3 separate regions of the Homo sapiens genome follow, and regions 1 and 2 are each linked to region 3. Evidence: chromatin contacts called from ENCODE Hi-C data. All regions are on one chromosome and are shown on one strand. The core of a region is the stretch at or near the end of the contact, and the rest is flanking DNA. Distances in the headings are between cores, read along the strand shown. Region 1 has its middle 18 kb from the start of MYCBP2. Region 2 holds the start of MYCBP2 (MYC binding protein 2). Region 3 overlaps LINC00446 (long intergenic non-protein coding RNA 446).

Region 1 (3,079 bases), core at 25-2,524, 680 kb after region 3:
ACATAGTTTATAATAGTTTATTCAATAGTTATATATGTGCAATTATTAAAAAGCAATAACTTTAATAAGTAAAAAGATACAAAATAACCCTGATATTCTGAATTTTGGAATTGTAATAATACTACCGACTAATATGTTTACTATTTTTAAATCTTGAATGGAGGATGTACCTTTCTTGAACAGAACAGGAAATTGATGATTTCCTTTGTATTATTTTATGTCAGGATAAAGAAAGAAATTTAGGGGTGCTCCTCAGTTCTGTAATGGTGGCTAGAAAATGGATTAATGGACAAGATATTGTATACATACACACACACACACACACACACACACACACACACACACGCTTTGAGGCAATGCTTCCATTTGTCAAAAGAATTACTTTTCTCTTGCATTCTGTAAACACCCTTATGATAGGTCAATGTTCATTTTTAGAGGCCTTATATTGTTTTGAAATAAAGATAAATTAAAGAATGTTAGATTTGCAATTAATTCAAGTACATAATGCACCAATATTATAAACAATATTGGGTGGATTCACTTCTAGAATTTACCATCTGGTGGCACATGTCTGTAGTCCCAGCTACTCAGGAAGTTGAGGCAGGAGAATCACTTGAACCTGGGAGGCGGAAGTTGCAATGAGCTGAGATCGTGCCACTGCACTCCAGCCTGGGCGGCAGAGTGAGACCCTGTTTAAAAAAAAAAAAAAAAAAAAAAAAGAGAATTTACCATTATCTGGTTTTCTCATTATATTTTCCTTGGTACAAATATTAAATAACGTTAACTTTTTAACCTATTAAAGAAAGATTTTATTATTTGTGTGGGAAGAAAAAGGGGATTTTCAAAGGAGATGAGTATGTCAAAAAATTTATAATAGCCTTCAAAACTGTATGCTTCCTGTGTTTTAAATATTATGGGTTAAATTAGTCACTATCTCCACTTACAAGGAGTAAGATTAACTTTTTTCTTTCCAAATTAGAATTGAGGCCAACCAAGTTCCTCAAACCAAAACTGAAGTAGACATAGTGGCTGGCTTAGGCGGGGAATTTCTCTCTGTGGTGGAATATTCAGGGGGCTTCCACACCAGTGTTCAGTTTTTATAAAGCATGTAGACAAAGCTTGATGTGAAGCTGGATTTCTCTTGCCCTTCTTGAAATAGGTTAAGAAGGAAAATAGATACTGTTTACCCGAGACTATTGTAGCAACAGTAGTTAAGTAATTATGCCTCTACATCCTTTCCATGATATACTTCTCAGGGGCCATTCATACCTTACACAAGTGTTGACTAACAGTCCTGAGTAGATGCTGAATGATGATTTATGAGACTATTTTAGCTAGAGACCTTGCCTCTCTACTGTTCTACCAGCAGGAAAGTAAAACCTATATACTACACAAAGAGAGCAGCAAATGTTTACCCAGCCAGGAGGGCAGCATTTGCCAGTCAGACCAAGAGAATGGCATGGTCTACTAGACCAGAGATGTGATATCTTCCTACCAGAAACAAAGGTCAACATCTGTCTACCAAGCAGGAGGGTAGCCTCTGTCTACCAGTACAGGAGGGTAACATTTTTCAGAGCCAACATTAAGTGCATTTATTTGGCTTTTGTATTTGCCTACTTGTTTTAAAAGGTTATATTGTGAAAAATGCTAATGATTTAATGACCAAAGATCCATGTATGTATTTTGATATGAAAGTATAAATATTAGAAAACAAATCCTTGAATACAGAGTAACACATTATATTTACAAAAGCAGTAGGAAGTCATAGAAACAGATTATTAGTAGATACATCTCTAAATTTAGTTTCAGGTGGTAAATATATTCTAAGTACAGTATTTATTCAACTTAATATTTTAAGGAAAACTATGTGATAAATATATTTGTATATACGTTGGCTTCACTAAAAGGTGGTCTAATGGTATTTTTCTTGAGAACATCTTAATATGAGGCAAAGCACATTGCAATGTCAGAAATCTAAAATAGTCATATATAATTTGTTTCACTAAAAAATATGATTATGTAGCAGATAAATCAGGAAGTCATTTACATTAAGGTACACCAATAAAACAAAACAGTGTTAATGTAACACATATCTAGATTTTATTAATCTGGTTCAAACAAGAAAATAACAAAGAACTATTTCAGTGGGAGAAAAATCAGGTTTAAAGATAAATATTACATATTCTACAAGAATTACACATTGTCATAATTAGGAAAAAATGCAAAGCTAGCTATTTACTTATTCATTCATTTACTTACATTCTCTGTGCTATTGCTCAGAGATTTGAGTTGATTTGGACCCAAAGCACACATTTTGAGATAGTAAAATATAAATCAAAGCAGAAAATTAAAATCAAGGAGAAGATAATATAGAAACCAAACAGGAATGCCAGACTAGTAATCAGTGTTTTTTTTTTCAACCCTATCAGTACACCTCCTCTTTATAACAAATACGCAATAACTCCTTTACTACCCTGGTGGGAAATTTAAAAATACAGTTTATATAAGTAATAAAAAATACAAAGGAAAACTAAAGTTAAAAATATATATACAACACTTTGGCAAGATTTCACTAGAAGACATGAAGAAGTAATCGGATACTTGAATGTAAATGTTGAGTCACCATGAATGTGACAACTACAAAGATGGACTGATACAGGTATGTTATATCGATCACTCAGATACAACAAATGAAATTCCAAACCAAACAAAGGTTACGTTTCCCTTGGTTTATACCTTTGTTATATTTCTGGAAAATTCTTGCAGCTGGATAAAATCACTAAGTGTCTGAGTGAGGTAACTAGTAAGTATCTGAAGTTGGCCCTCAATCTTCCTCTCCTCCCTGTACTGGCAAGCTGCCTCTCACATCAAGAGTGGAGTTTACTTGTCCTTGCCTTAAGTCTGGACCAGCCCTGAGTCTGGCCTTGACCAATAGAAAGCAGCTGAAGTTCTGTTTTGGGGCTCCTGAGCCCAAGCCTGAAGAGGACTGGCTGTTTTCCTTGCCACCTCTTGGAACCCAGCTACCATGCAATGAGAAGCCCAAGCCCTCCATTTGATGGAGGCCTGAGGTGCTCTAACT
Region 2 (3,326 bases), core at 478-2,977, 700 kb after region 3:
TTGAGCATTATTCAGAGGAGATAATTTGCCCAAAGCCAGACAAGTATTAAGTAGCAGAGTCAGGATCCAATTCCAGGGCTGTCTGATTTCAGAGCCTTTTAGCTACCCTGCTAGGTCTTGCAATAGTAATGGGCCCTCTCATTGCTTACCTGTCAGGCCTTAGAATTCTTAGAATTTAGCTGCCTCTACACCATTGTCTTGGTTCTCACTCCAGGGTTAGGGGCTGCCTGGTCAACACTGAGGTCTTTAACTGTGCTGAAGCATTAGGATAGAAATTTAGTCTAATAAATACTTACTGGATACCTACTACATGCAAAGTCCTGAAGTGGCTGAAGGAGACACAAAAGCAGCAAGCTCTGAAGGAACTTAGGTAAGGAAACAAGACAAATACAAAAACTTAACAGGGCTAATTACAGTACTAAAATACTATGATTCCACATGTCTTGTCCTTTGTTCCTATGTTTATCCCACTGCTAATTATCTTTAAAAAAACTAAATGAAATCCATCCATTATTTAAAGCTTCAGAAAAAAATGCATTGCTTTCAGCAACCTTCCACCCTAAAACTAGAATTAATTTACTTTCCTATTCCTTGTTGTTTGCACTTCTCAAACACTAAGGAGGATTTTTTAACATTTATTTTATTTTTTTTTAAGAGAAGGCCATCCGAAGAAGAGGCACAGATATAAGAACTAGTACATAGATGAAAGATACAGTACTGGGATGACAGAACTTATAAATTATTTTGTCAGGACTGTAAATTAGGAAACTCTTCAAATTGAGAGTCAAAGGATAAAACGTAGTAGGAATCAAAGTGCATTGGCACGTATATTTCTAGAGCATATACTTAGATGGGGTTCGTAGGTTAGCTTGGAACAAAGGACTGAGCAAATGTTACTTTTTTATAGACAACAACAAGATATGTGATGGATCTGACATTTTCAGACGCTATACAGTCTCCGTCACAATTATTGTTTCAGATCGCATTCAAGAATTATCTTTAAAAATGTAAGTTTGGGCAGAAAAAAATAAACCATTAAATGACCACTGCCAAGAGATAAAAGTGCACTCTTAGGTGAGTGAGGAGTCAATAAAAAAGAGTAATTTAAAAAATATTATTGCTCCGTTGAGAACAAGAATTTGGGAATGACTCTGGCTTGTGAATACTAGCCTATCTGTTATACTTTCACACACAAAATACTTTCACACACAAAAAAGAATGTGCTAGATTACTACCTGTCTTTGTAAGTAAAAGCTGTGTTAAACAAGCGTAAATCCTAATGACAAAAACCATATAAAATAAGATCGCTAAAGGCACTTCTAATTGGGATGGTTTTCTCTGCCTTAAACTCTGAATTAACCAGCACAATTCACAGTAAATCTTCCTGTTGGCAGCAGAGCCTTGGAGAAGAGGTAGCAGAAGAGCGTGCCACTCCTCCTCTGGCGATGGGCACGTTCCCCCTTGCTTTCTGGTCCTCGTTCTTCCACCTGGAGGGAACCTGAAGTCGAACGTCAGTAGCTGACAGCCTCCCCAGCACTTTCCTTACTCTTCTTCAAGCTGCCAGTAAAACCCGGAGAAGTGGACTACTTCAGATTCCGCACAACCCAACAGCCCCAAACCCAAAGCCCCGAGGCGGAGGGAGTGGTGGCGGAGAGGGGGTGGGGAGGAAAAGGGGCGGCAGTTACTGAGCATGTGCGAGGAGTGGCGCATGCTCTGTGAGGCCGGCAGCTTCCCATTGCGGGTAGCCCCGGCGGTGGTGGCGGTGGTAGCGGTGGTGGCGGCGGCAGTGGCGGCACCGCCTCCTCCTCACATTCCCGGGGTGGCGGGGTTAGATGAGCGGCCCCAGTAGCGGCGAGGGCGGCGCGGGGGGGAGGAGGAGAAGAAGGAGGAGGAGAAGGAGGTCGCTGTCTTTGTAGTCTCCCTGCTGCGGGAGCCAGAGGCCGCCGCCGGAGCCGTCGTCGTTGGAAAAGGGCTGTGTGTGCGCGCGCGTGTCTGCCCGCCCGGCCCGCGGGGACGAGGCGGCGGCGGCGGCGGCGGCGGCGAGGATGATGATGTGCGCAGCGACTGCCTCCCCCGCCGCCGCCTCCTCGGGGCTCGGCGGGGACGGATTCTACCCAGCCGCCACCTTCTCTTCCTCCCCGGCGCCGGGGGCGCTGTTCATGCCGGTTCCCGACGGCTCCGTGGCTGCTGCGGGGCTGGGGCTGGGGCTACCCGCCGCGGACTCCCGGGGTCACTACCAGCTGCTGCTGTCAGGCCGGGCCCTGGCCGACCGCTACCGGAGGATTTATACCGCTGCGCTCAATGACAGGGACCAGGGGGGCGGCAGCGCTGGACACCCAGCCTCCAGGTGCGTCCCCAGGGTGCCCTTCCTTGCGCCCCATGCCGCCCTTCCTTGCGCCCCATGCCGCGCGTGCACCCGCGTGTGTGTGTGCTTGCGTGTGTGTACCTGCGCATTTATTGAGCTTTCAGTCCGCTCTGGATGTCTGTTGGCAGGAGCACTTATCGAGATAGGAGGGTGCGGTGGCTGCAGTTTCTCGTGTGTGTGTGTGTGTGTGTGTGTGTGTGTGTGTGTGTGTGTGTCTGCCTGCCTATGTGGGGGGATAGTGAGGGGTGGTAGGGGAACCTGTGATGCTGGAAAAGGCGATGGTGCTGGTCGGCTGTGACACGTGTGTGTATCGTTGAGGTAGGAGGTGGCATGGGTAGAGAGGGTAAGAGGATGATACACGAAGAGAATTGCAACAGTGGCAAGGGAAGTGGCGTTTTCAGTGTCTCTGCCGCAATGTTATTTGCACGTGCCGCCTCTCCCATGACATTCCTTCCAGCCCTTTCCACCTCCCTTCAATCTGCCTTTCACCAAGAGGAGTCATGGTATAGATTGGTTGAGTTTTGGATAAGCAGGCCCGAGGGATAGGCGTGAGGTTTGCTTTAAAAAGATTTATGAATAAGGGACGCAGATGGAGATCTGTGTGGATGCGAAAGGTGTCTGATAGAGATTTTTAGAGCTGTACTTTGATAACCGGGCCTTTTGGTCTTCTAGAAATGAGGTTGCAGTTACTCTTGTGATCTGATGTCCCATCGGCCATTTCTCTTCATCCTCTGTTCGATTTCCTCTGTTACTTACAGGCTTTAGAGTAGAGAGGGTTTTGTAGGGAAAAGGGGAAAACTGCAGAACTTCAGAATATGACAGCTGGTACAGCGTTCAACTGCCACTAGCTAGAAAATCTGAATAGCGCGTAGATTTGTCTCTTTTACTTGGGTTGGCTACACCTTCAGCTTCCTTGATGTAGATGTTCAGTTGGTTTCATTTTCTTTTTCTTAAAATGTGG
Region 3 (3,110 bases), core at 264-2,763:
CAGGAGTTCGAGACCAGCCTGGCCAACATGGTGAAACTCTGTCTCTACTAAGAATACTAAAATTAGCTGGGCATGGTGGCGTGTGCTTGTAATCCCAGCTACCTAGGAGACTAAGGCAGGAGAATCGCTCGAACTCAGGAGGTGGAGGTTGCAGTGAGCCAAGATTGCACCACTGCACTCCAGCCTGGGCAACAAGAGAGAAACTCCGTCAAAAACAACAACAACAACAAACTTAAATCATATCCCATCTTCTTCACCTTGTCTCCTTTAATGACCTTCCCCACACTTCTCATTCAACTGAAATAAAATCTAAACCCCTGACCCACAAGGTCCTTTGTAATCTGGACCCTGAACGTCTCTTCAGACTCATCCTACGTGTCTCTTCCTGATACTCTTGCCACCCGGAGATTCTTTCTGTCTCTCAAACATGCAAGCTATTCCCTTCTCAGGGCCTTTGTCCAAGCAATTCCCTCTAGCTGAAAGACTCTTCCCTGAGCCCTCTGAAGGGCCTGCTTCTTCCTGTTCTGGTTTCAGGGAGGCCTTTCCTGGTACTGCTAAGAAAAATGAGCCATTCTGTCATTGTCCATCACACAAGTCTGTTTCTTTGCTATTCTTTTATCACTGATATTTAGGTAGCCAGTTTGTTCATCTATTTTTACCCACTAAAATATAAGTCTTATTTGCACAAAAAAGAGGGCCTTTTTCTATGATGTCCCCTGTACCTAGAGCTGCCACTCAACAAATATTATTTGAATAAATCAATGAATTAATTTATACAAGATCTAAGTTTCTGTTTCAGTTCTACATTTGTGTGAGTCTTGTTTTAGTTAGTATGTGACCAGGAAGACTATACAGAAGAGTTCAGCTCTCCTCTTGTAGGCCTGTGACTTTGGGAATTAGCTTCTCCACGCCTCTGCCTATTTCTCTGTAAAAGGAGACTTCTACTAGATTATGAACGTTAAATCAAATTTTATTCTTCATCTACCTATATTCCAAGTACCCCTTTCTATTGTCAATAGTACTTAACACATTTTAAATTACATGTGTATTTATATTTATTTAAGTTATATACATTATATAATTAATATCTACCTCATCCTAGCTGTGAGAGCAAGGACCATATTTGTTTTCACTTGCTGTTGTATCCTAGTCAGTATCACAGTAATTGGCACATTCTAAGCTCAGTACTCATATATAGAATAAGGGAATAAGTGAGTAAGTGTTTACCTATACTACGCCCACTATATAACAATTCCTCAATAAAGAGTACTTTTGTTATAATGGAAATGGTGGCAGTTCTCTTAGCATTCACCCAAAGGATCAGGTGAATTAGGCCATACAACCAGATCTTTGAAATGGTCATGAATCTCAAATGCCCTTGTTGCAGGCAAAGAATTGGATGATAGGTTTCCCACACACCCACTGTAATCTCTGGTGCCAACACTCTTGGTTTGACAGCTGAATTCTCACTTCCTTCGTCTCTGAGCCTGCCATGATCATCTAAGTCAGCTGGCCTGTGTGGCTCACTGCTTTCACTTCCTGTTTGCTTACTCATTATTAAACCATTTCCTGACTTCTATGTTTTACCTCAGCCTGGGAACCTAAAAATGACTTTTCTTTGATTATTACCTGGCTTTCTAGGGCTTAAAATCCTGCCCTAAACTCTTAAGTGCACTACAGCTTTCTGACAAGAATAAAATAATGAAATAGAGTAGTAGAAACGAATACAATCCTCTTCTTTTATAGAATAAAATAGTAAGGAATGCTTCCTGGTACCTAACATATTTGGTTAGATTACAATATCACATTGCTATATTTCATAAAAGCATTTTATTTATACTGCCTATTAAGTGCATTGGCATCAAAATGTATTTTTTATTGTACCTAACTGGATTTGTGTTTAAACTTTTTTTGCCCCCATCCACCTTAGATTGGCCCTTACTAAATATATTTTTTTAAATGAACCAATTTTCTCAAGCCCATTTTGTATTTTGTTTCTGATTTCTAGAATATTGGCACTGTCACTTAGCATATTTTCTCTCAATTATAATTTCTATTACTTTCATTCATTGAAATGACTATGAGTTTGACCAGTATGTCTGTCTAAATTTGGAGAAGATCAATTATGTTAAATATATCAAATATTTGAAAATGGGATTAAAGAATCTTTCAATAACAGTAAAATGTTCTCTCTCTTGAAATAGATCTGAATTTGCCTACTATCAGAGACTTAAATGTAGAATAGACAAAACATAAGAAAAATTATTTAAGGAATATTTATTTATTACCTACAAGGACTAGGTTAACTGATACAGGATATGCTTTTTTAGTTTTACTTTGTGATTTTATGATTCTTATTTATAGTGTCTCTAGGACTTTCTATCTGGATACAATTCATTTAATTGCATCCAAGTTATTATCCTATTTAACACACAGGAGTTTTCATACTAATGTAGCATACTGATTTAACATTCCTTTTAAATACCATTTCATAATCTTAACTTTATTTCTAGAAAGTTGATAAAATATCTTAAAGCTGGGTTATGTACATGTCCCACTCAAAATTTATATAGAAGGCACAAGAAATAGCTTCATTCACTGCAGAACAATTTTGACATCTTTGATAAGAAAGCAAGAAGCCAAACTGCACGCTGGGATCATCTATCTTGAAAACAGTCCATGTTTTCACCCAGAGTCATCTGCAAAGACGCACAGACAGCTGCAGACCCGTCCTGCCCAGAGACGAGCCTTCCACAGAATCCTGATGAGGCTGCTGCCTGTAGTCCGTGGGGTAATGGCTGACCTCTGACCCTGCCTGACAGCCAGCACTTTTGTCATCTTTCTGTGCAACAAGTCAAATTAGGCTATAATTGCTGCACAGACAATGGGCTGTAATTACACATTCACGTCCCAGAGTCTGGTAGGAGGGAGATGATTGCGGCTGGAAGTGGACAAGGAGAAGTCAAAAAGTCAAAAGACAAACCACTTTTTGATACTTTTCTCCAAAGTGTGGCTATACTGTGGACTCCTCAAAGAGGAGAAAGAATCAAACGACACCGGAGAGCAACCACTCTCATTCAAAATACCATAAAGACATTAATTTCATGGAC

What was found. Hi-C counts contacts between places; a loop is a spot of excess contacts on that map. Pooled maps may share reads with other maps.
Region 1: a loop to region 3 is called in a pooled map, with 2.6 times the contacts of the local background. The contact joins two enhancer-like sites. A Hi-C loop is called at or near these places in 3 of 37 single-sample maps with no recorded cell type and 2 of 50 pooled maps.
Region 2: a loop to region 3 is called in a pooled map, with 14 times the contacts of the local background. The contact joins the promoter of MYCBP2 here to the enhancer-like site in region 3. A Hi-C loop is called at or near these places in 4 of 37 single-sample maps with no recorded cell type and 12 of 50 pooled maps.

Annotation. Positions count from the first base shown.
Region 1 is chr13:77,343,591-77,346,669 of GRCh38, reverse strand. No RefSeq gene overlaps it. Among named protein-coding and RNA genes, the nearest start is that of MYCBP2, 18 kb to the right of the region's middle. Within about 2 kb of position 1,274, at least 2 of the 41 ENCODE cell types and tissues checked have a DNase peak (open chromatin) inside an H3K27ac peak, as active enhancers do.
Region 2 is chr13:77,325,495-77,328,820 of GRCh38, reverse strand. MYCBP2 (MYC binding protein 2) reads left to right here and starts at 1,727. Exons shown (of 83, transcript NM_015057.5): 1 at 1,727-2,347. The coding sequence starts at 2,046. It overlaps LOC127898562, which reads left to right and starts at 1,833. Exons shown (of 1, transcript NM_001414702.1): 1 at 1,833-1,916. The coding sequence starts at 1,833. The coding sequence ends at 1,916. LOC107984564 (a long non-coding RNA gene) reads right to left here and starts at 1,776. Exons shown (of 2, transcript XR_001749930.2): 1 at 1,686-1,776; 2 at 623-1,557. RefSeq lists enhancers at 1,248-1,577, 3,248-3,326 and silencers at 1,768-2,147, 2,188-2,307.
Region 3 is chr13:78,020,759-78,023,868 of GRCh38, reverse strand. All of the region lies in intron 2 of LINC00446 (long intergenic non-protein coding RNA 446), which reads right to left. Among named protein-coding and RNA genes, the nearest start is that of LINC00446, 9.4 kb to the right of the region's middle. Within about 2 kb of position 1,513, at least 10 of the 41 ENCODE cell types and tissues checked have a DNase peak (open chromatin) inside an H3K27ac peak, as active enhancers do.